4 separate regions of the Homo sapiens genome follow, and all the other regions are linked to region 4. Evidence: chromatin contacts called from ENCODE Hi-C or POLR2A ChIA-PET data. All regions are on one chromosome and are shown on one strand. The core of a region is the stretch at or near the end of the contact, and the rest is flanking DNA. Distances in the headings are between cores, read along the strand shown.

Evidence for each region. Hi-C counts contacts between places; a loop is a spot of excess contacts on that map. ChIA-PET counts read pairs that join two places held with the same protein, here RNA polymerase II (POLR2A). Pooled maps may share reads with other maps.
Region 1: a map of CD4-positive, alpha-beta memory T cell shows a loop between it and region 4 (24-fold over the local background). The contact joins the promoter of CPT1A here to the promoter of SLC3A2 in region 4. A Hi-C loop is called at or near these places in 1 of 168 maps with a recorded cell type or tissue (CD4-positive, alpha-beta memory T cell) and 4 of 50 pooled maps.
Region 2: a pooled map shows a loop between it and region 4 (2.6-fold over the local background). The contact joins the promoter of KMT5B here to the promoter of SLC3A2 in region 4. A Hi-C loop is called at or near these places in 2 of 50 pooled maps. POLR2A ChIA-PET finds 5 or more read pairs at or near these places in 2 of 52 experiments (OCI-LY7 and WTC11).
Region 3: a pooled map shows a loop between it and region 4 (6-fold over the local background). The contact joins the promoter of NDUFS8 here to the promoter of SLC3A2 in region 4. A Hi-C loop is called at or near these places in 5 of 50 pooled maps. POLR2A ChIA-PET finds 5 or more read pairs at or near these places in 2 of 52 experiments (activated CD8-positive, alpha-beta memory T cell and activated naive CD8-positive, alpha-beta T cell).

Annotation. Positions count from the first base shown.
Region 1 is chr11:68,838,916-68,845,806 of GRCh38, reverse strand. CPT1A (carnitine palmitoyltransferase 1A) reads left to right here and starts at 3,891. Exons shown (of 19, transcript NM_001876.4): 1 at 3,891-4,032. RefSeq lists enhancers at 1,860-2,069, 2,110-2,249, 2,972-3,497, 5,706-5,865 and silencers at 3,643-4,002, 4,023-4,072, 4,283-4,362, 4,623-4,722, 4,773-5,052.
Region 2 is chr11:68,209,602-68,216,145 of GRCh38, reverse strand. KMT5B (lysine methyltransferase 5B) reads left to right here and starts at 2,850. Exons shown (of 11, transcript NM_017635.5): 1 at 2,850-3,008. RefSeq lists silencers at 390-684, 1,869-2,008, 2,119-2,558, 3,144-3,613 and an enhancer at 1,470-2,172.
Region 3 is chr11:68,029,375-68,032,074 of GRCh38, reverse strand. It overlaps NDUFS8 (NADH:ubiquinone oxidoreductase core subunit S8), which reads right to left and starts at 1,394. Exons shown (of 7, transcript NM_002496.4): 1 at 1,342-1,394. GLTC1 (glycolysis associated regulator of LDHA post-transcriptional modification 1) reads left to right here and starts at 1,641. Exons shown (of 4, transcript NR_197583.1): 1 at 1,641-1,782; 2 at 2,655-2,700. RefSeq lists enhancers at 1,188-1,367, 1,359-1,653.
Region 4 is chr11:62,875,180-62,882,568 of GRCh38, reverse strand. SLC3A2 (solute carrier family 3 member 2) reads right to left here and starts at 1,673. Exons shown (of 9, transcript NM_001013251.3): 1 at 1,122-1,673; 2 at 503-676. The coding sequence starts at 1,545. RefSeq lists enhancers at 682-961, 198-1,397, 1,382-1,651, 1,041-1,932, 2,302-2,351.

The DNA.
Region 1 (6,891 bases), core at 2,642-5,141, 6.0 Mb before region 4:
GAGAGACTCTATCTCAAACAAACAACAACAAAAGAATGTGTTCTGATCCCGTGTTCAGAGCAGACGTGTTCCATTAAGAAAACAGTGCACTTGTTGCTCTGAGTCCTTTCCGTGCACGTCCTCTTGCTGCGTGCAGGTGCTTTCGTCTGCATCACCCTGTTCTGTCCTCATGAAACCCTGGTGATGCAGGCTCAGCAAAGTGGAACTGACCATATTTACTCAACACCTAGAGGCCCAAGGTGCAAGGTCAGAGGGACTACAGGCTTCGGAGAGGAGAGGGAAGCACACCACACTGAGATTTCAACACTGTTTCCTATGGGGATACCAGAGCTGAGTTCCAAAAAAGTCGTACACACTTCTGGATCAGAATCTGCTGGGAGCTGCCAGCAAGAAATGAGGCTGGCGAGATCGAGTGGGGACTCAGCTGTGCTCTTGGCAGGCAACAGGGTTTACCATTTTCTGTAACAATTGTTCATCTATTTTAGGTGGGACAATGATAGTATGGTCATATTTTTTAGTTAAGAATATTTATCTTTTAGAGGTTTGTACTCGAGAATTTGAGGGCTGGGCGCAGTGGCTCACACCCGTAATCCCAGCACTTTGGGAGGCTGAGGCAGATGGATCACCAGAGATCAGGAGTTGGAGACTAGCCTGGCCCAACATGGTGAAACCCTGTCTCTACTAAAAATACAAAAATTACCGAGCATGGTGATGCACGTCTGTAATCTCAGCTACTCGGGAGGCTGAGGTATGAGAATCGCTTGAGCCCTGGAGGCAGAGGTTGCAGTGAGGTGAGATTGCGCCACTGCACTCCAACCTGGGGGACAGAGCAAGACTCCATGTCAAAAAAAAAAAAAGGAATTTGTGGACATAACGGTAGGATTTCTGAATTTGCTTTAAAATAAACAGTAGGACTGGGCAGGAGTGGGTAGGAACACAGGCATACACCTTGGCCCTAGCTCCATAATGGTTGATGTTGAGTTTTGGTTGTATAGGCCTTTATTATACTATTCTGGTTAATTTTTTTCAAAGGTTTGGATTTTTCAAAATATTAGCCAGGCATGGCGGGACTTGCCTGTGGTCCCAGCTACTCAGGAAGCTGGGGTAGGAGGATTGCTTGAGCCTAGGATGTCAACACTGCAGTGAGCTGTCATTTTGCTACTGCCCTGCAGCATGGGCAACAGAGAGAGATCCTGTTTCAAAAATGAATGAATGAATGAACGAATGAATAAAAAGGTTTGGATTTTTCCATAAAAAAGTATTTTTTGAGTAAAAAGAGAAATCTTAGCGGTAAATAAAAACATTACCTGCATTAAAAAGAAAATTTTTCTTGTAGCTATGGTAGGCAATTGCTACAGTATTCAAACTGGGGCAGAATCTGTAAAAAACAAGGCTTGAGAAAGATTACTCTAGTTTCAGAGGCAGACATGGAGACGTTTTTGGCCCCAGGGAACTGAGGCTCAGGCCCGGAGCTCCCCGGGAGGCCTCGTTCTCTGCTTCTTTATTAATAGACTCAGCTACGCAGCCGCGGGAGCCGCAGACCCGGGCAGGAGAGCTGCAGCGTGGTCGGCGGGAGGGGAATAAGGCCTCCCCAGTGCGGCTGCAGTTGCAGGCCGGCGCGGGCTCGTTGCAGCTGCCGAGAGCCCGGCCACCATGGCACAGGTGAGCGTGGCGCCTCGGCGTCCCCACAGACTGGGTCCCTGTCCCTGCCCCGCCCGGCCTGCAGGTGGCACCTAGGCGGCGCGCAGGGAAGGGCGCACGGTCAAGGCCGAAGAGCCCTGGGAACAGACAGGGCGCGGGGCCAATCCCAGCTGGGCGCGCACCGGGGCGCTGAGCGAGGGAGGAAATGACCTTGGAGCGGGGACCTGTCGGTGGCTGAGGTTCCAGGGAAAGGAGGGAAGGGCATTTGCGGTGAGAATGACAGTCCAGCTTCCGTAGTGCAAACCGCGAAGGCCCACGTGCAAGGAGAGCCTCACGCGCGAGAGCCGCCCGGGCTCGTGGGGTGCAGCCGCGCGTCAGGAACGTGTGCCCTGGCCCAGCCCACTGGCCTCTTGGGGCGGTGAAATCTGCGGGGGTCGAGTGCCTGGGCTCACTGGTGGTCCAGACAAGCGCAAGCAGGGGGACAAACCCCCAACTTCTAACCTCAAAGAAATGCAAATTAAAAGGAGAGATGAGAGATTCTTCCCTCCCCCACCCCTCCTTTTAGGATTGGCAAAGATTAAAATAATCCATAATCGGAGACAGGGCCCCGCTTGCACGCGCGGGTGGCAGTGGAAGTTGGTAAACTTTTCGGCATGGTAGCTTGGCCTGTGTCACCAAAATGTCGCACGTGCCTGGTTGCTTCCCCTCCAGGGATCTATCCTACAGGATAATCAGGAGCTCCAGGAGGTACATCGACGGCCAACGCAGCTTTTATTTATACCTGCAATGGTGGGGTGGGGGGCGGGGAGGAGGCCCTAATTGTCCAATGGGGGCCGCGTAAATGGATCACAGCATAGTCAAAGGAAATCTTATGCAGCCTTGGGAAGGCCGGTGGTCATCTCCGTCCCCCAGCAGAGACCTGTCTACGACGTAAGCCAAGTGAAAACAAAACAGCCTTACAGACAGCTTGCATCCTAGCCTTCCTTTAAAACAGCGAGCCCGGGAACCGCAGGGAGAGTTAACTGCAGCGGTGGTGGGGGGCGGGATCAAAGGAGAACTTTCATTTTCTCTTCTAAATTCTTCTGCGGTAACAACTAAATGATACAGAAAGAAGGATGGTTGCAAACATGGATTTTTTCATAACTAGAAGAAGTGGTCGAACTTAAAAAGAGCAGGGTTCATAAAAGAGGTTTAAAAGAGTCTTTGTTCATAACATCGGTGCATTTATGGAGCACCTGCTGTATGCAGAGCCGCCAGCTCGCGCCTGGAAGCATTGCGGGCAAAGATAGGGGAGGGGTGGCTCCCGGTCAGGAAGACCCCCTTGGCCCTCCTGTTACGCTTGGGGCCCCTCTCCCTCCCCCTCAACCCCCTGGGTCCCCTGCAGCTGCGCTCGCCCTAGACTCCTGGGACCGGTGGATGTTCAGTTCCCGCTCCCGGCCCCTCTCCCGAGCTCCAGCACAAGGGTCTCTCGGTCGCTCTGCCCTGGCCTCCAGCTACTCCTCTCCCAGCACCTATTATGTTCTTGACGCTGGAAGAATTATTTTAGTAAATCTCACCAAAGCCCCCCAAGTGAGGCATTTTTATCCTAGCTAGATGAGGAGGAGCCACGCTGCCTCTGGATCGCGATGACTGCCACTCGTGGTATAAGGTCTGATTTGGGGCATGGGCTGTGGAATCAGATCTGGACCCAATGTCCGATCTATCACTTCCCCGCGCTTTTTTTTTTAGAGACGGGGTCTCGCTACGTTGCCCAGGCTGGCCTCGAACTCCTGGCTTCAAGCGACTTCCCGCCTCCCGAGTAGCTGGGATTACAGGCGCGCCCCACCACTCCCTGTGGATCGGTTGCTTCTCAGCTCGGTGATGTGGGGTAACTTATTTCCTGGCCCGCGACCCTTGTCTGCATGAAAGAGTCAGGGGTGAATACCATCAGGGGGTGCCTGGAGCATTACACGGGGCAATGCCGATAGATAAGTCGCGAGGATCAGCCAGGCACGGAGCTAAGCGATTTTATGCGCACGGCCTCCACGAGATGGCTCGTTTTACGGATGAGGAAACTGAGGCTCGGAGGGTGAGGAATCTCGTCCTAGACCCCATTCCGGCAGAGGTCGAGGACGCGAGCACCCGCTCGAGCCTCAGTTTCCCTCCCCTCCTAGCCCCGCGGACGCCCCGCCCCGCCGAGGCCCCGGGCCCGCCCTCCGCGCGCCGGGAGTCACCCGCCTGCAGGCGCCGCAGCCGGACCCGCCTCAGCCAATCCGCTGCTGCCGGCGTCGGGTGCGCTCGGCCTCGCCCGCGGCCCTCCTTCCCCGGCTCCCGCTCGCCGCTCGTTCACTCCACCGCCGCCGCCGCCGCCGCCGCTGCCGCTGCCGCTGCCGCACCTCCGTAGCTGACTCGGTGAGGCCCGGTCGCCCGCGGTGGGGAGGGTGGCGGGGCGGCCCTGCGGGCTGCGGGGGCCGGGGACGGGCGGGGCGCGGGGCTGCCGGGAACCGGACCGGGTGGGGGACGCCGCCGGAACCGGGGCGCCGAGAGGAACCCCGGTATTCCCCCCGGACGGCGGGGTTGTGGAGATCCTGAACCCAGAAAGAGGCCGGGGCTCCCCATGTTCCCCAGGGGATTGGGTCTGAGGGTCCACCGGGGGTCGGTCCATCCGCAGGCGGGTCCCGTGCGGCCGCGGGAGGGATGCTCGGCCCTCCGGACTTGGCTGGACGCCTCCGGCCCGGGGCCAGCGGGGCCACCGGCTCCCTTGTCTCCCACTCCTTAATCCGCCCTGGACTGGATTGAGTCTGAGGGTCTGCCCAGGGGTCGGTCAGCCTGCGGGTGGCCGCGGGAGGGATGCTGGACGCTCTGGATGCTTTCCAGGATGCCTTCGCCCGGGGCCAGTAGGGCCTCCGGCTCCTGTCCCTGCCCATCCCACCCTGGCTCTGGAGAGGATTGGGTCTGGGGGTCCGCCCGTGGGTTGGTCACCTACGGGCAGGTGCAGTGCGGCTGAGGGAGGGGTGCTCGGCCCTCGGGATTCGGCAGGGCGCCGCTGACCCCATCCCAGCGTCCGTCTCCCCGGTCCCCCTCCCCATGCCCGCCCTCGCGGTGCAGCCGTCGGGACACGCCCTTGGCGCAGGGACTCCAGGCGCGGTCCGAGCGCTGCCGTGAGCAGGATGAGGGTGCCGGGCCCAGTGCCTGCTTGGGAGCGCCCCGCAGCCTCTCCCGTGCAGCGCTGGGTCAAGGGCGGGTGGGCGCGGAGCATGTGCCCAAGGTCGTGCCGGGCTGGGAGCGGCGGGGCCGCGGGAGGGTGGGGGTGTCACGTGGCCGTGCCCTGGCGAACTTGGCCTGCGAGCCCGACGGTGCGGTCAGGGCCACGCGGGGCAGCCCCTTCTCGGAGCCACCGCCGCGGCCAGCCAACAGCCGGCTTCTTTCGGTTTGTCAGGAGAGGCCATGGGTCAGCGTCTTTATAATGTAAATCCGCCCTTGGCTTTCGTTAAAGCCGCAGAACTCAAAGATGAGGGCCGATCTTACTTTAAAAAAAGAAAACAACTCAGAGAGTTAAAAATCCCAACTACCTACCAGGTTAAATACATAACAAAGTTAATATTCCCAACTCGGCACAGGCTTTCGGTTCCTCTCGGCTCCGTGTGTTATAAAATATTTAAGGGCAGATTTTAGTAGGAAGCTGGTAACTTTGTAAGTTACCGAATAAAATGAAAATCGGTTTTACCTTTTGCAACGTTGTATTTTGTTACACCATTTTCTTCCACAGGTGTCCGGTTTCTGGTCATTCCAGATATGCAAGCATGTTTATTTCATTCTAAGCCACAAACCAAGTGAATAAAAAATGGCTGAGCACTGGTCTTCTATTTATGCCAGGAAGCACCCCCACCCCCGGGCCTTTCCAAATTCTTTAAGGCGACTCTGACCGAGTGAACGTAGCAATAAATTGAGGACATAAGTGTCGCTGAGAATGCACACCGCTGAGGCCAGCGAACATCCAGCTGTCAGTTGGTCTGGGGACTATCAGCATTCGCAGCTGGTTCTTTGGATTGGTTTTGCCTCAATACCAAGAGCCTGTGGACTGCTTTTCGCATGTAAATTACTGGTTTCCTTCCTGTGAAGCATTGCTAGCCTAGACCTTGCACTTGAACCCTATCTTAACAGTTGGAATCAAACAATAAAAAGGGCCAGGTTTGGGAGTGCACACACTTTGTTTCAAAGTGGCAGAAGTTGGCATCATGCACAGGCCAAAATAACGTTTCGAGTTGGTACTAAAAACAAGCCGCCTACCCTGGAGGGGAAGAGAATTAAACTGGGTCCCTTCCGATACTGCTGCGGCTGCTGCGTTTGGCCCCGGCCCCGGACCAGTGGTCACCGAGCGGTCAAGTTGGGCCTCCGGGGAGCCCTGGAACGAGGGCCTGCCCTTACCCAACCCTGGCCCCGAGTGCTCATTCATAAAAACACCGTCAGTTTTCACTGAGGCTTCACAGTGAGCCCCTTTTAGACGCGCCCTGGGCTCTTGAGCGCGGTGCCTGCGTTTCTGGCTCGTTGGATGCAGCATCTGTCATCAGAAGCACTGAGCACCGAGCTGTCCCCACAGCTGGGCACCGCAGGGCTCGACCTTCCCACGGAGAGGTGCGTTGCATTTCTCCCGCTGTCGCTGGGGTGGCCACAGGGACGCGCGCCAACTCGCTCCGGAAGGTCTCTGTGGGCACGGCGGGTGGAACAGGATCCGAGCGCCTGGGACGCGCCAGCCTGGGGGCGGGGCTGCTGCTGACCTTTCCCCTACTTTTCTCAGCCGTCACGTGACGCCGCCCGGGGCTTGGGGGAAGGGGCGGGGCGCGAAGCCGCAGTTGCTGGCGGTGCCCTTCCGAGGACGCTTTCCAAGCGAGCAATTAAACTTGCTGCCCGAAATCTAAAGGCGCAGGGGCGGTGGCAGCGGCGGCGGGAGGCGGAAACCGGAGCCTGCGCGGGCCAAGGGCTGCTTCTGCACTTTGATCGTTTGCATTTTTTCCTTTGTTGGAAAAAATGTTTAGTCACTCTGCATGGTTATTATTGGCAGGCCAGAATTCTGTTGCTGGTGGAAGCCTGAACTTGAATTCCGGAAGAATTGGTGCTTTAAGAATTAAAATGGCTGTTCGAGATTGTTTGTTTAAAGTGTGTTGGAGAGAATCTCTCGAGAATCTCTCCAACACACTTTAAAGAGGCCTCACTTGTCTTCTGCCAGTCTTGAGCTTTTCTTGTGAAGACTTTTGTTTTGTTTTGTTTTTA
Region 2 (6,544 bases), core at 1,601-4,100, 5.3 Mb before region 4:
AGCCCAGCCTAGCCCTGGCTTCCCTGAGTGGGGACCCCCAAAGGCCTCAAGCCCCCTGCATGGCTCCACCAAGGTCCTGAACCCCAATTCAGCTCTGCCAGGAGCCCTGGCCCACCCTGGGCCTCTCAGCTGAGGCTGGAAGAGCAGCTGGCAACGTAGGGGGATTGAGGGAGGAATGCACACAGAACTGGGGGCCTGGGAGCAGGCTGGGCTTGGGTTTGCTCATCTGTATCCCTGCCAGGCTGTGGGCCCAGCCTTGCAAGGAAATGTCCAGAACACTTGACTTGGCATCAGGCAGTGAACACATGGAAGTGTCTGCATCTTGGAAGTATGGGGGCTTCACAGGACTCAGGATTTGGCGTTCACCCTGAAGGGCACATGGAGAGCACCTCTATGCTGGGGTGGGCTCTGGAAAGCTGGGAGTGGGCAGGACATCGGCTTTGGGGGCTCTGGAGGGCTGCTCAGGCATAGCTGGACTTGGGACCTGAGACCAAGGTCGACTTAGAGGCAGATGGTATTCCCCTAGTGAGCTCGCCTCCCATAGGCATTCGGTGGTGGTGGGTGGCAAAGGCAGGCTCAGTGTTTCTGGGGTGCAAGTTGAGTATTTGGAGCCAGGCACTACGAAAATCTTGGAAAGTTTCTGATAAACCAGAAACCAAGAACACCAAAGCAATCATTTGTTAGTTGCGTCTGCAAAGACGAACGTGGCAGAGTGGATTCTGCTGCCACAGATGACGCTGCTTTTAGTGAAAGGGCAGACAGGAGAAGTGCTTGGGCTGTGCCCACCGCCCACACCCGAATCGGCCTCCAAAAGGAGGAAGCTGCTGATAGGGCAGGTGAAGGCAGTGGGAGGAGCTCTGTTTTGAAGATGAGACCCGCTTCTGCCTCCGTCAGCCATGTGCCCTCAGCGAGTCACCGTGCCTCAGTTTCCCTCTGTGGAAGGCGGTAATGAGCATCATGTCTACCAGCCAAAGTCAAGGTCGAGAATGAGGGCAAACGAGGGAGGCGCTGTGCGTCAGTGTTACTTGGACTTAGTCCAGTTCTTGTGTTGGGTGGTCGTCCACAGCCTCGATTCATCATCCTTTGTGGAGGATGATGGCCCTGGAGCCGCAGGGGAAAACTAAGGCAGGCTGCGGCTCTTCCTGGCATCTGACTGAGCTGCCTGCCCTGCCCGCCTCCTCTCTGTGGCAAGGGCAGCCTCTCTCCCCTCCCAGGGCTTTGACACTGGCTGGTCCCACTACCCGCCCATATCCTAGGCACCCCCTTTCCCCAACACGCTCCAATTCACACTCCAGGTCTGCGCTTCCTTGGGCACCTGCCGGCACCAAGTTCCAGGCATGTGCACGCCTATGCCAACCTCAACTTCTTGGAGGTCCTCCGCACCCGCTTCCTGATTTATTCTGCATTTTTCACCCGAATGCTGAAAGAGGGCTCTGGCTCAAGCCCTGACTAGTTGTCATAGAGGTCACGGAACTCCCTGTGCCTCAGTTTCCCTAGGTGTAAAGTGGCACCCACATGGCCCCCACCTCCGGGGGTCGTCCTGACGCGTGAGAGGGAGGATGCGCGGAGACCCTGGGCAGCCCCGCAGGGGCCGGGAGCGCGCTCATCGTTCTGTTGTCTGGACTACAAGATCGATGCCCAGGCAAGCTTCGCAGCTCCCCGGCTCGCAGGCGGCCCGGTCCCTCAGGATCTCCCCGCCAGCCCGGGATCCCCGAGGAGGGATCGCACGGCCAGCGCGCAGGGCACACCCGGAGTGGAGCGGAGCACGGCGCGGGGCACATAGTGGGTGCTGGGGGCGGCGGGGCCCGCGGGGGGCCAGGCCAAGGCGCGCCCGCTCTCCTCCTCCCTCGCATGCTCCGCGCAGGAACGCTCAGCCTGCCCACACGGTCTTAGGGTGCATCTGCTGCCAGTGACCCCCATTCCCACAACAAAAACGCTCGTCTGCCCGGGGCCACCTCCCTCGGAGCAACTGGGACGCGCGGCGGGAGGGGGGGGGGTCCCCTTCCCCAGGGCTGCAGTCCGAGAGGCTGGCTCTAGAGCCGTCCCTGGTAGGGGCAGGTGTGCAAAGACCCAGGGCCCGGGACAGCTGCCGCGGTCCCGCGGGGACCGGGACCGGAATGCGGTCGCGTAAGGGCCGCAGGGGACCCTAACGTGGCGCCCGCGGGGCGCGGGCGACGCCGCCTCAGCCGCGATTTAAAGGGCAGCGAGGGCGGAGGGATCCCAGCCGCCTACCGGCCGGCCGCGAATCCCTCCGCCACGAGGGGAGGCGACGGCTCGCTCTGAATCGCCCTTTGTCCCTCCGCCGTCGGGAGCGCCCGGCACAGAACTCGCTCCCCGCGCGTGCCCGCGTCCCGCACAGAGCCCCGTGGAAGCGCCGCGGCGGCTGGGCCTGGCGGGAGGCGCGCGCACACTGTGGCAGCTGCGCCGCACGGTGTCCCTCCGCCGTCGAGGCCGCGGCCTTCTTTTCGTATCCTTCCACCGTGCCCGGGCGGGGTCCAGGCGGCTCACCGGGGGCGGCGACGCGGCGGCGGTGCGGGCGGCAGGGCAGCGGGGCGATGAGGTGAGGACGCCCGGGAACCGGAGGCGGCACCGCGCGGCGCACGGACCTGGGACGCGGAGTCCTGAAGCCGGCGGACGGTTTTCGTACGGGCGGCCGTGCGCGAGGCGAGGTGAGGCCCCGGGTGGCGGGGCGCGGGGGCGGGCGCCGGGGGCGCAGCGAGCCGAGGCCGGGGGCGCGGGGGGCGCGACGGCGGCGGCGGCGGCCGGTTGGGGGCGGGGGGCTCGGACGCTGCGGGGACTCATTTTTCCCGTCAGCGGAGGGAGCGAGCGGTGCTGCGGCCCGCGCCGCCATCTTGGATTTTACTCTCCATTTTTCTCTGGAATTATTTTTGGTGATTAATTTTCTGGGGGGGACTGGGACGCGGGGCCCGGCGGCGCGGCCCCGCATCGCAGCGGCCGGGCAGCGGGGCCTGGGACGCGCCCCGAGGAGGAGCGGGGCGGCGCAGGCGGTGAGTCGGGGGAGGGGCGGGCGCCGGCGAGGGTGTGCGGGGGGCGGCCTCGGTGACGGGGCGGGCAGGGACGTGGGGGACCGCGGGCCCAGGCCGGTCGCAGGGCTCCGGGGCCAGGGCGGGTGGGGCCGGGGCCGGGCGCAAGCGGCCGGGCGCGGGGGGCGGGGCTGCGGCCGGGCCGGTGCGGGGCCGGCGCGGGGCCTGCAGTGGTGGCCGCGGCCGGAAGGGAGCGGTAGCGGCCGCCGGGCAGCGTCGGGGCCGGGCCCGCGGCCGCACGAGGGGAGCAGCCCCGCCGCTCGCGATTGGGGGACTCTGTTTTCCCTTTTCTCCAATGGGCAGCCGTGAACCGTCTCGCCCAATCTGCTCCCACTGCCGCGCTGAACTTTTTGTTTTTGTTTTGGCCCGAGCGCATTTCGGAGCCCTCCCGAGCTCGTCCTGCAGCCCACCCTCCTCCCCGACGGCGCCCCTGGCCGTGGCCCGGCGACCCCGCGGCCGCTGCGTCCCCTTTGTGCTTTATCCGCTCTCCCTGCGTCCCCTGGTGTGTGTCTGTCCTTCCACGTATTCGCGGATGATGTGCACCGTTGTCACCTCCGCCTTGGAAGGAGGAACAATGACAACTCGATGCAACTTGCTGGATTAAGATAGAAACAAGTTGGGTGCTGAGAAATTCAGTCTATTTGGGTTTATTGGACCCGGGTCTGGAACAGTAACTTAACGATTTATTAAGTGGTGGAACTTTCGGAATACTGGGGAGGTGAACATGTGTTCTTTGAAGTTAATTTTTAAGAATTTGCCAAATGAAATTTACCTGGAGTGGGGGGAGTTTTCCTTAGAATAGAGGGCAGGTGAATTAATTTGATTGATTGTGGTTCTTTGTGATGTGGACCTTTTTCGATTTAAACCAGTTTGATATAAAGTGTAGTTGAGGATGGCCATACAGGTCTGAACTTTGCTGTGTAGGATCTTTAGAGGAAGCAGTTGCCAGCTATAACTTTTTTCCTTTAGTCTTTAATATTGAGAACACGCCTATAATATTGATAATTAGTAGTAAAAAGAAGTATTTTCAAAAGAGGAGGAAACCATTTTTACCTGAAATAATTACAGATAATGTGTGCATGTTGAAATACATAAATTGCCGCTTGCTGTAAATACAGATTTATTGTGTATCTGAAGGTTTAGCAATTTGAACCAGAGGTGTGGCCCTGTCCCTCTTGGAGCGCCTTATATTCCCAGGTTAGAGTCCACAAACGCTCTAATCCCGGCTTGTGTGGGAACTCCAGCCCATTTTTCACTTTGTAATCTCTAAACATTCGACATTCTGGTCCCTCTCCCAAGCTCTGGCTCCAATAGCTTCCCATACCTGGTCCCTGTCGGCCGTGCCCTGCCCGGCATTCCTCCACCCCTTTTCTCCACCCCGTACACTCTTGTCCTTCAGAAAGGCCCCGTGAGAATGTTGCTTCCTGGTGAAACCTTCACACACACAGCCGTTGGGGTGGTTACTCGTGAGTTTTTGAGTCTCTTGTTATCTCGTCCGCCCACGGGCAGGTACAGAGTAGGTGCTCATAGACCCTTAATGAATGGGTTAATTTATTAATCTCCAAGTTGTCAAGCTTAATAGTTTGTATTAGTTTTTCAAAATAAATCCACTTTAATGTTGTTTACAAACATAATTATATTTTAAAAACTGAGCTGGAGAGTGAAGGGAATATGGTAGATATTTCTTCAATAAGAGAGTAGGGTAGGGCTTGATTCTTTATCCATGATCATTTCCAAGTGCTCTCGCGCCTTTATTTTCATCTGCTTTCCCAAACACCCTGAACTGCTCATGCAGTGAACTTTTTATTCTCGCAGCAAATGCCAGGGGACAGTAGTGGGGAAGGTGGAGGTGGATGGAGGGTAGCGGACTCTGACAGGGAGAGACGCGTGTGAAGGAAGTGTCCCGGTGTCTGCGTGTCTTTCAGCAGAGAATTTAGTGGGTGGGGGATGTTGGTGATTTTTCTCTTGGGTTATTTAAAAAGGAGGTTGAATCTGATTTTCCTTTACCTGATTATCAGTTTGTGGGTTTATAGGGCCTGGGTTCGTGGCCAGGTTGTGTGATAAAGAGATTTGTGTGTGTGGCATCTAAGCAGCTCCCTGTCCACAGGAATGCCCTTCCCATGGCTTACAGAGCAAATCCTTTCAGATAAATCGCCGTGGTCCCATTATTTCGTGTTTCTGTGTACCATGTATGAGCTTTACATTGGCAAATCTCTCCATTGGCAAAATCCTTCTCCGTGGTCAGGAGTTCCCCGACTATGTCAGCCTTAGAACGCTCTGATGGTTAAGAATCTTCCTCACACTTTTGACGATAGGGACCATGTGTCCTCCCTCCGCTCCATCACCCTGTTAGCTACAATACTGCATGTTAAGTAAATGCAGGGGGTGATCCATTATGTGTCTGGATGGGGTTGATTTGGGGCTAGCCGGTCTCCGAATGAGACAGACTTGAACACCAGGCCATCTTCTAGGGCCGTATGTCAAATGATGACTGCTGTATAGAAGTGTAATTTTAGGAATAGTTGAAGGACCATGGAATAAGAATCAATTCTTATTCCATTCTCTGCTCTATCACTGTTTGTATAAGTCATTGATAGGGCCTAGACTCCGTCTACAAAACGACTCTGAGGTCACTTCCAATCCAAAATTGTATTAATGCTTCATCTTTTACACTTCACTGCCATCCTATTTTCTCCTAATAATTATTTTAATCATATTTTGACATCTCTCTAATCACCTTAGTTCATCTGCATGTTTCATGTAGTTTTACCTCCTTTTTTTGAAATGTCATTATGAGATAGTTAATCAGTTGGGTTTTAGAATTGAGAGACTAGGGTATCAGTGTCCCCCCCCCCAAAGCTTGATTGGGGGCCTGTATGACTCCTACAATGCCAGTTGCATTTCTATAAGCTGTCTTAGTTTGTCTGTTGTAATAGCACACTAAAGAAAACAGTACCGGCCGGGTACGGTGGCTCACGCCTGTAATCCCAGCACTTTGGGAGGCCGAGGCGGGTGGATCACGAGGTCAGGAATTGAGATCATCTTGGCTAACACGGTGAAACCCCGTCTCTACTAAAAATACAAAAATTAGCCTGTAGTCCCAGCTACTCCGGAGGTTGAGGCAGGAGAATGGTGTGAACCCGGGAGTTGGAGGTTGCAGTGAGCAGAGATGGCTCCACTGCACTCCAGCCTGGGCGACAGAGCAAGACTCCGTCTCTTAAAAAAAAAAAAAAAGGGGGAAAGAAAACAGTACCTAGATCCGGGGATCATTTGCTGGTGATAAACCTCTAGGTGGTACACGTGGCTCAAGCACTGGAGTAAACCCCAGACTGCAGTTTAAAGATGAAGGTTTTAGACCCACCCTTACCACTTAGTAGCACTTTGAGTTTAGGAAAGCAATTTGTTTCTGAGCTTTAGCCTCCTTGTTGTAGTGCTAATACCTGTTTCACCTGATAGGGTTGCTGAGCTAGCGAATCCCGAGTCCTGCATGTTAGGGGAAC
Region 3 (2,700 bases), core at 145-2,644, 5.1 Mb before region 4:
CAAGTCTCCACTGACATGTGTCACTTTGCCCTCTACTCGCACCCCATTGCTGTCAGAGGCACAGATGGCTTTCCTGTTCCCAGCGCCTCCCAGCTTTCCATCTGATTCAGCTTGGCTGAGCTACAATTCAGTTTCTGTGGACCCCAAGTTCTGCCTCACCTAAGAAACCTTTTAAATCCATCCTTCCTTTCTCCCTCCCAGAGATCCTGTTTCCCACCTTTCTGCTCCTCCCTTCATCCTCCCCAAATCTAACCAAAAACAACATTACCAGCCCCCGCCAGCATGCACTGAGAGCGAACTTTGTTAGCTCTCCTCCCCCAGGAACCGTGCCCAGGGGTGGAAAGCGCTGCCATCCTATCCTTACAAGGACTCCACGAGGGAGGCACAAATAAGGCGCTGGGACTCAGTTTGTTGAGTGACTCGCTAGGGCTGGGTGTGGTGGCTCACGCCTGTAATCCCAGCACTTTGGGAGGCTGAGGCAGGTGGATCACCTGAGGTCAGGAGTTTGAGACCAGCCTGGCTAACATGGTGGAACCCCGTCCCTACCAAAAAATACAGAAATTAGCCAGGTGTGGTGGTGGGCACTTATAATCCCAGCTACTCGGGAGGTTGAGGTAGGAGAATCGCTTGAACCCAGGAGGCAGAAGTTGCAGTGAGCCCAGACTGCACCACTGCCCTCCAACCTGGGCGACAGAGTGAGACCTTGTCTCAAAAAAAAGATAAAAAAGTGACTTGTCGGAAGTCACACGATAAGGAGGTGGGCCGAGGATCGGAACCCAGCCCTGCCCTGCTGGAAACTCTTCAAGGCCTGAACAGTCCTCGGTACCACATTCCTTTCCCCAGCTTCAAGGCCCTCCTGGAACTGTCCCCCAGCCTGCCGCGTGACCTTGGGCAGATGATGTGACCTGACCTCCGTCTTCTCACCTATGAAGTGGGTTGGGGGCGGTTGGTCTTGGGAATTAGGGGAGCCCGTACATGCCAAGGGCACCCCAGAGCCCGGCACTTAGCCGGCGCTCATAAGAGCTCATCCCACGACCTGTGAACCCCCTAACAGGCCCACTCCTTTGGATCACTGACTGCAGTTCCAGGGACCCAACCCAGCACCTTCCCCACCTTCCCAGTGATCTCCGACCCTAACTAGGCCGGTGGCGCAGAGCGGGCGGCGCATGCGCCCTGAGAGCCGGCTCCCCGCTGCACCTGAAGGACACGGAGGCCGCGGATCCTGAGTGAGCCGAGGGGAAGCCCAGGCGCAGAGCTGGCGGCGCCAACGGGGACACCACACTCGCCCCCGACGCCACGCTGCCCAAGCCCGACTTTCACGGCCAAAACGTGAACACCCACCTTGAAGCGCCGCCGCTACTTGCCTTGCCAAGCAGGCCAGTCAATCGGGAGGCGGAGGCTACACTGTAGGACGCTGCCATTGGGCCAGCGGGTTCCCCCTTTTCTGTATTGATGCTTCATGGTGTGGTCTGATTGGCCAGCAAGGCTGCTGAAAGAGGCGGGATTCAGAAATATCTTTCTTTTGATTGGCTAGGAGAGACCGGCGCTTGAAGTTTGTAGGGGGCCGCCATGTTGGTTTGGGGAGGCCAATAAGTGAAGACCTCCGAGCCGCTGGAGGCGGGACATCCGGGGCGTGGTTTAGAAAGAGTGCTTTCGCCGTGGGTGCAGAGGGTGGGCCCGCCGGGTTGGGTGGGGGGCGTGTGATGACGGTAATGGCGACGAGATGCTCAACTCACGCGGCCTCTTTTAATCCTCACAGCAGCTCTGCGTGGAGAAACTACAGTAACGTGTTACCACGTTAAGGCGGGAAGCTGAGGCATGGGAGTATTTAGTAACGTTCCCGGGCCGTAGAGCTGCGGTGTGCGGCCGCCTGATCCACCTGATCTGTATGACTCCCGTACTCAACCAGCCTATGTTTCCTACCAGCGAATTTTTTTTTTTTTTTTTTTTTTTTTCTTTTTTTGAGACAATCTGGCTCTGTGGCTCAGGCTGGAATGCAGTGGTGCGATCTCGGCTCACTGCAGCCTCGACCTCCCAGGCTCGGGTGATCCTCACTTCTCAGCCTCCCGAGCAGCTGGAACCACAGTCGCCTGCCACCACCAGGCTCGGCTAATTTTTGTATTTTTTGTAGAGACGGGGTCTCGCCATGTTGCCCAGGCTGGTCTGGAACTCCTGGACTCAGGCGATCCTCCTGCCTCGGCCTGCCAAAGTGCTGGGATTACAGGCGTGAGCCACCACGCCGGGCCTTTCCCCGGGAATGCTGTGGTAGAGGGACCCGCAGAGGCCCCGAGGCTGCCTGCATGTGTGTGTTGGGAGGATCTGCGCTGAGGGTAGGTAGGAGTTGGGCAGGCCAGGACAGGAAGGAGGCAGAGGGCATGTCCCATGCCCGTGCAGAGGGAGGACACGCATGGTAGACCAGGACGAGGACAAGGGCAGGCTCAGTGTGTGCAAAGGGGACAGTGGTTTGGGATTTGCATGCAGATGCCCGAGCCTCCAAAGGACCTGTGGGCCACAGGGAGACCCTGGGGGAGTTCAAGCTGAGGAGTGGAGAGGGCTTTGGGCTGGTCAGCAGGTGCTCAGAGGAGAGGGGCTGGCCCTAGAGAGAAGGGAGGTCTTGGGATGGTGGCCCACACCTGACCCTGGCCCTTCATCAGGTGATTCCTGCGTGGATGCCTGCGGGGATTCCTGCGTGGATTGGGG
Region 4 (7,389 bases), core at 424-2,923:
AGGCTGCAGTAAGCTGAGATCGTTCCACTGCACTGCAGCCTGGGTGACAAGAGTGAGACTCCATCTCAAAAAAAAAAAAAGATATTGGAAGGCAGAAAGTTTATAGTGCAGAGAAGTGGCCCCTGTGTTCCCCACTCCCAAAGTGAACCTTTTTAAACATGTGTCTATATCGAGTCGTAAAACAATATTTGGGATTCCCCCCCCCCAAAAAAACCTACTGTTTTACAAGTTTAAAACCACTGGTTTAGTAAATATCTATATTTTGCAAATAAGGGCACTGAAGCCCAGAAGTTAAATGACCTGCTCAAGATTCCACAGCCAAGTAGAAAGCCCCCAGACGACTGGACAAATCCATTTTAGGCTGAAGACTAACAAATCTCCCCTCTACCTGCCCTAGGAAAACTCAGAGCCAGTTAGCAGGAAACCAGACAAAAGTTCTAGCCTACTTTTCCTCTGGCCAAGTCCTTTCTAGCTGTTTCCTTGGGAACCCCAGGATACCCACTCTTTTTTTTAGCCGATTGCAAGAGACTGTCAAAATCTTCCTTGGAGCCAAAATTGGGGTCGATCTGCAGCAAGTCAGTCTGAGCGACATCATCCTTCTGGTTCTTGTGAATTGGACCCAGCACAAGGCCCTTCACCTTCAGAGAGCTCAGGTAATCGAGACGCCCCTTCAGACCTGAAATGGGGGCTGGGTTAACAAGTGAGGCCCCTCTGAGAGGCCCCTGACCTCCCCACCCTCCCTTCTCCCAGCGCCTAAGGGTGGGACGGGGAGGGGGCAAAGGGGGAGAGAGGGAGGCAAGGCTGAATCACGAGACTCAGAGGAGCTGATGTAAGGAGTCCTGCACATTACTTCAGAAACCGGTTGCAACTGGCTTCTGGCGCCGCGGGGAAGGAGGACGCTGAGTCACCCACCCTCGTGACGGAGTGAGGGGCGGGTCGGCTTTCTTCAAAGAAAGGAGGGAAGGACAATGTGCCGGGGAGGGGGTGGGGGAAGGGGGAACAGTCGTCGGTACGGGATGGAGGGAAGAACCATCTAGATCCGTCTGGGGACAGGGGAGGGGGTCGGTGCAAGCCACCAGATTCAACCGGAGGTACCCGGGACGGGGGCGCGCTGCACTCACCCGCCAGGTTGCCCGCGCCGTGGCCCTGGAAGGCCTGAAGGTCGCCGATGCGGTAGAGGGCGCCCGTGTGCCACCACTTCTGCGCCGGTAGCTCGCGACAACGCGGCGCTCGCACGATTATGACCACGGCACCAGCAAGCATGCCGAGCCAGCCGAGCCAGAAGAGCAGCAGCAGTGCCCAGCGGGTGCGTACCCAGCCGGGGCTGCCTGCCACCTTCAGCAGCTCCTCCTTGGACAGGCCCGTGAACTTAGCCGCGGCTGCCGCCTCCGCCTCGTCTTCCGCCACCTTGATCTTCACCAGACCATTCTTCTCGGCTCCCGCCAGGGACATGGCCGCCCCAGACGCCGCGTTCATCGGCTGCTTCTCGGGCTCTAACTCATTCAGCTCCACCTCCTTCATATCCACCTCGGTGTCCTGGCTCATGGTGCCTGCAGAACCGGCGACACGACGCAGCTTGCGGTCAGATGGTGGCTCAACCCCTACCTGGACCCTCGGACCCAGAACGCTCTCCCCGGCCTCTGTGCCTCCGCGCAGTTTCGGCTACTGCATCTGCTCAGCAGCAGGCGCGGCCTCTGGGAAGGGGCAGCGGAGCCCCGCCCCGGCCCGCCCCTTAAGGTGGAACCTCGGGGACTGCCCCAGCCGTGGGCGGCTCAGGGTAGTAAAGTCAGGAACACGCCTCCGACAGTACTTCCTGCATGGTCCAATTTCTCATCTCCAACCTGTCTAACCCTAAAGTTCTTTTCAACCTGATTCTGGGAAGGCCTGGCACGGAGCCACCTTTAAGTGGACTAGGCCTGTGATCCTGCCCCAAATCCCGAGGCCCCTCCAGTGTCCTTTAGGCCTTACCGCCCCCAAACGCCCCTCTTCTTCCATTCCGGCAGGCTAGTGACTACCCCAACACCATCCTCCATTTGCCCCTGGTTCACGGCTCCGGCCGCCGTCTGGTTTTCCCAACTTTGCATGGCTACTTGCACTCTCAGAGGCAGCCAGTCACAACTTCTGCCTTTTCCCCCACCAAGGCTTGCCCTCTCAGGCCTCTGGGACTTGGCGCTAGACCTCTGCTAGACCTCTGCTTCCGTGCACGGCTTACTCCCACTCGTTTTTCAAGACTCATCTTGAATTCATTTCAAGAAATTCCTCATGCAGCAACTATTTATTGTGTACTCACTACAATACTTTGCTTTGTTAACTTTATTGAATTTAACACTAATCCAGCCTTCTTCACAGTACTTTAAAATGAATGGTTTGGGCAGGAAGGTTGAGGTAGACACCCCCCTTCTTATCCTACCCCACCCCCAGCTGCTAGCACCTGGATGTTTGGCAGCTAGGAATCAGACATCCAGAAGAGACTGATAGGGCTGTAATGAACATAACAGAGCTAGGTCTCAGAGGCATCCACCTTTTTTGTGGAATAGACCAGAAGATGCCATGGCCAGACTCTTACCCACCTTGCAGGAACTCCCACAGTTATCCCCAAACTCCCCCAAGGTCCTGTCTCCCTATCACTTCACTATGTTAGGCCTTGGAGGCAGCTGGTACTGCAGAGGCTTTGAAGAAGCCTAGAATTCCCTCCACAGGGTCCTTGGATTGAAGTGGGGCAGAGACAGGGTTCACAGCAGGGAACTACCGGACATCAACACCGTGGGGTGCCAACACTCTCAGGAACTCCTTGTTCCTAAACAGTGCCAGTTGGGCTACTTTCAGAGAGGAGCTGGAGGAAATCGGTTCTTTCTCCCTTTCCCACCTAGGCTGGAAGCCAAGATTGCTGTGTATTTGGAAGAAAGCAAAAGCCAAGATCTGAAGTAATAGCATAGAGAAAAGGGTCACCCTCTGCTAGTCCCCTCTGCAACCCCAGGCATCCAACCCCATCCCCACCCTAGGAACAAGGGGTGCACGGGGCAGCCCCTGGGAGAAGGCAAGCAAGTGGGTTCAGACCAGTGCTCAAAGATAATAAGAGATCCAAGGTGCCCTGCATGTGCCAGATAAGAAGTGCCAACCAGAGGTTCTGAATGGACTATATCTCGAGCACAAAAGCTCAAGGCTGGGCGCAGTGTGACTCATGCCTGTCACCTAGCCCTTTAGGAGGCCAAGGAGGGAGGATTCCTTGAGGCCAGGAGTTTAAGACCAGACGGGGCAACATAGTGAGACTCCATTTCTAAATAAATAAAAAAATAAATTTTAAAATTATCTGGGCCTGGCTGGGTGTGGTGGCTCACACCTGTAATCCCACCTACTAATCCCTGTAATCCCACTTCTCATGCTGTGGCATGAGAATCGCTTGAACCCAGGAGGTAGAGGTTGCAGTGAGCCAAGAATGGGCCACTGCACTCCAGTCTGGGTGATAGAGCAAGACTCTGCCTCAAAAAAACTAACAGGCCAGGTGTGGTGGCTGACACCTGTAATCCCAGCACTTTGGGAGGCTGAGGGTGGCGGATAACTTGAGGTCAGGAGTTCGTGACCAGCCTGGCCAACATGGTGAAACCCCATCTCTACTAAAAATACAAAAATTAACTGGACATAGTAGCACACGCCTGTAGTCCCAGACTTGGAGGGGTGAGGCATGAGAATCGCTTGAACCCGAGAGGCAGAGGTTGCAGTGAGCCAAGATTGCGCGGCTGCACTCCAGCCTGGGTGACAGAGTGAGACTCTGTCTCAAAAAAGAAAAAAAAAGGCCAGGCGTGGTGTCTCACACCTGTAATACCAGCACTTTGGGAGGCCGAGGCAGGTGGATCAAGAGGTCAGGAGACCGAGACCATCCTGGCTAACACAGTGAAACCCCGTCTCTACTAAAAATGCAAAAAAAAAAAAAAAAAATCAGCCAGGCGTGGTGGCGGGTGCCTGTAGTCCCAGCTACTTAGGAGGCTGAGGCAGGAGAATGACGTGAACCTGGGAGGCGGAGCTTGCAGTGAGCCAAAATCGCGCCACTGCACTCCAGCCTGGGATACAGAGCAAGACTCCGTCTCAAAAAAAAAAAAAATTATCATCTGTAATTGGTGATGTGCCCCTGGAGTCCCATGAGATGCCAACACTCAAGGGAAGCAAAAGCAGGAGGATCACTTGAGTCCAGGAGTTTGTGAGGCTGCAGTGAGCCATGGTGGCACCACTGCATACCAGCCTAGGAGACAGAGCGAGACCCTGTCTCTAAAAATAAGTAAGAACAAGGTTGAGAACTGTGGGGTCAGAAGCTGTCTTTGAGATGGTCCAACATGACACAGTATCTCACTCACAGATCCTCATGGCTCCAAATGGCTGAAGTCAATTCCTTTTGTTTTTTGTTTTTTTTTTTTTGAGACAGGGTCTCACACTGTCACCCAGCATGGAGTGCAGTGGCGCGATCTCAGCTCACTGCAACCTGTGCCTCTCAGGTTCAAGCGATTCTTCTTCCTGAGCCTCCCCAGTAGTTGAGATTATAGGAGGCGTGCACCGCCACACCCGGCTAATTTTGTATTTTTAGGAGAGACAGGGTTTCACCATGTTGGCCAGGCTGGTCTTGAACTCCTAACTTCAGGTGATCTGCCCGCCTCAGCCTCCCAAAGTGCTGGGATTACAGGCATGAGCCACTGTGCCCAGCCTGAAGTCAATTCCTTCTGCATGCATAAAGAGGATAACAGCTTGCCTCTCCAATCTTATCAGCCACCACCTGCTTCACAGGCACTAGCCTCCAGCCACATCAGCCTTCAAACACCTGCCAGACTCACAACACACCAGGCTTTTTCAGGCAGAGCTCTGCATCTTGTACATGCCATACCTCTGCTGTTGGCCCTTCCTGTTTGTCCACTCAACCTCATGAGTTCCTATTCATTCAAGATCTAGCTCAAGTGACAGCTTTTCTCAACTCCCCAGACAAAATTACTTTCCCTCCACCATGCATCTGCCTCTGCTACAATCATGTCCCATTTGTTTATTACATTTGTTTGTCTGGATGTCTCTTTGTCCTTGAAGACAAGTGGCAGGAGCCTTGTGCTATTGTGGACGAACCTGCCTATTCGGAGGCAGCATATAGTAGGCACTTCGCAAGTGTTTGGTAAATAAGTGGATGAACTATGTCAATCAAAACCAATATCTCCCTTCTTAGAAACAACTAAACAGGCTAGGCACGGTGGATCACACCTGTAATCAGCACTTTGGGAGACCAAGGCAGGCAGATCAATTGAGGTCAGGAGTTCAAGACCAGCCTGGCCAACATGGTGAAACGCTGTCTCTACTAAAAATACAAAAATTAGCCAGGCGTGGTGGTGGGCACCTGTAATCCCAGCTACTCCGGAGGCTGAGGTGAGAGAATCACTTGAACCCAGGAGGCAGAGGTTGCAGTGAGCCCAGATCGCACCACTGTACTGCAACCTGGACAACACAGCAAGACTATCTCTCAAAAAAAAAAAAAAAGAAAAGGAAGAAGAAAAAAGAAACAACTGAAAAAAACTAGCATGTGAAGACAAAGGCAGGAAAATGAAAAGGAATTTAAATAACGCTGTATCATATCAAGATAAACCTGTTGCTGCAGGAAAACAAACCAAGACTTGTAACTGTTCAACCAAAATAAAACAAACTGCCAGGCACTGTGGCTCACCTGTAATCCCAGCACTTCCGGAGGCCGAGGCAGTCGGATCAATTGAGGTCAGGAATTCAATATCAGCCTGGCTAACATGGTGAAACCCCGTTTCTACTAAAAATACAAAAATTAGCCAGGTATGGTGGTGCGTGCCTGTAATTTCAGCTACTCAGGAGGCTGTGGCAGACAAATCACTTGAACCCATGAGGCAGGGATTGCAGTGAGCCAAGATCGCGCCATTGCACTCCAGCCTGGGCAACAAGAGCAAAACTCTGTCTCAAAAAAATAATATAAAATATAATAATAAAACTAATAAATTAGGAGATGGAGGACAGGAAAACAAAAAGACTACAGAGAAAAGACTAGAGAAATGGACCAGAGGTGAGTAAAGAGCCTCAGATCCTGCCATATGTGTTGATATAAAGCTTAATATTTACTATAGGAACACAAAGAATATAATTTTTCAAGAATTTAGCCTTCAAGAGAAGGCTGGGCAAAGCAAAGGAAAAAAAGCAGTTTGGCAGCCCAGATGCCAATAAGGTCCACTTTACACTCAGACAGACAGATGGCGGTGGAGCCCTGAAATGCAGGGGGCCAAGTATATAAAGAAAGTTCCTTTCTAACCCTCTGCTGCAAAAATCCATGTCACATGCTTCCTAACACATGAGGATTATTACTTGATCTTAGCCTGAAAACAGGACATTTATTTTTCCTCAAACATGTAAAAAGGATTGACCAGGCACAGCAGCTCATGCCTTTAATCCCAGCGCTCTGGGAAGCTAAGGCAGGAGGATCACTTAAGCCCAGTAGTTTGAGACCAGCCTCGGCAACATAGGGAGACCCCATCTCTACAAAAATTAACAAATTAGCCAGGCATGGTGGCTCACCCCTGTGGTCCCAGTTACTAAGGAGGCTGAAGTGGGAGGATCACTTGAGCCCTCAGGTTGAGGCAGCAGTGAGCTGTGATCACAATCACACCATTGCATTCCAGCCTGGCTGACAGGGTGACCCTATCTGAAAACAAACAAACAGGCTGGGCGCAGTGGCTCATGCCTGCAATCCCAGCACTTTGAGAGGCTGAGGCGGGCGGATCACCTGAGGTCAGGAGTTTGAGACCAGCCTGGCCAACGTGGTGAAACCCCATCTCTACTAAAAATACAAAAATGAGCTGGGCATGGTGGTGGCTGCCTGTAATCCCAGCTACTCAGGAGGCTGAGGCAGGAGAATCGCTTGAACCTGGGAGGCAGAGGTTGCAATGGGCCCAGATCGTGCCATTGCACTTCAGCCTGGGCAACAAGAGCAAAACTCCATCTCGAAAAATAAACAAACAACTAAAAACATCTAAGAAGGACTTTTTTTTTTGAGATGAAGTCTCGCTCTGTCGCCCAGGCTGGAGTACAGTGGTGCGATCTCAGCTCACTACAAGCTCTGCCTTCCAAGGTTCACACTATTCTCCTGCGGACTCCAGGTGCCCACCACCACGCCCAGCTAATTTTGATTTTTTTGTGTATTTTTAGTAGAGACGGGGTTTCACCATGTTAGCCAGGATGGTCTTGATCTCCTGATCTCGTGATCCACTCGCCTCGGCCTCCCAAAGTGCTGGGATTACAGGCGTGAGCCACCGTGCCCGGCCACATCTAAGAAGGATTTCTAAAGGCAGAGAGAAGATGGGAGGACAGCTAGAAACTCTTCAGGAGACTGTCTCTGTCCAACAGCCT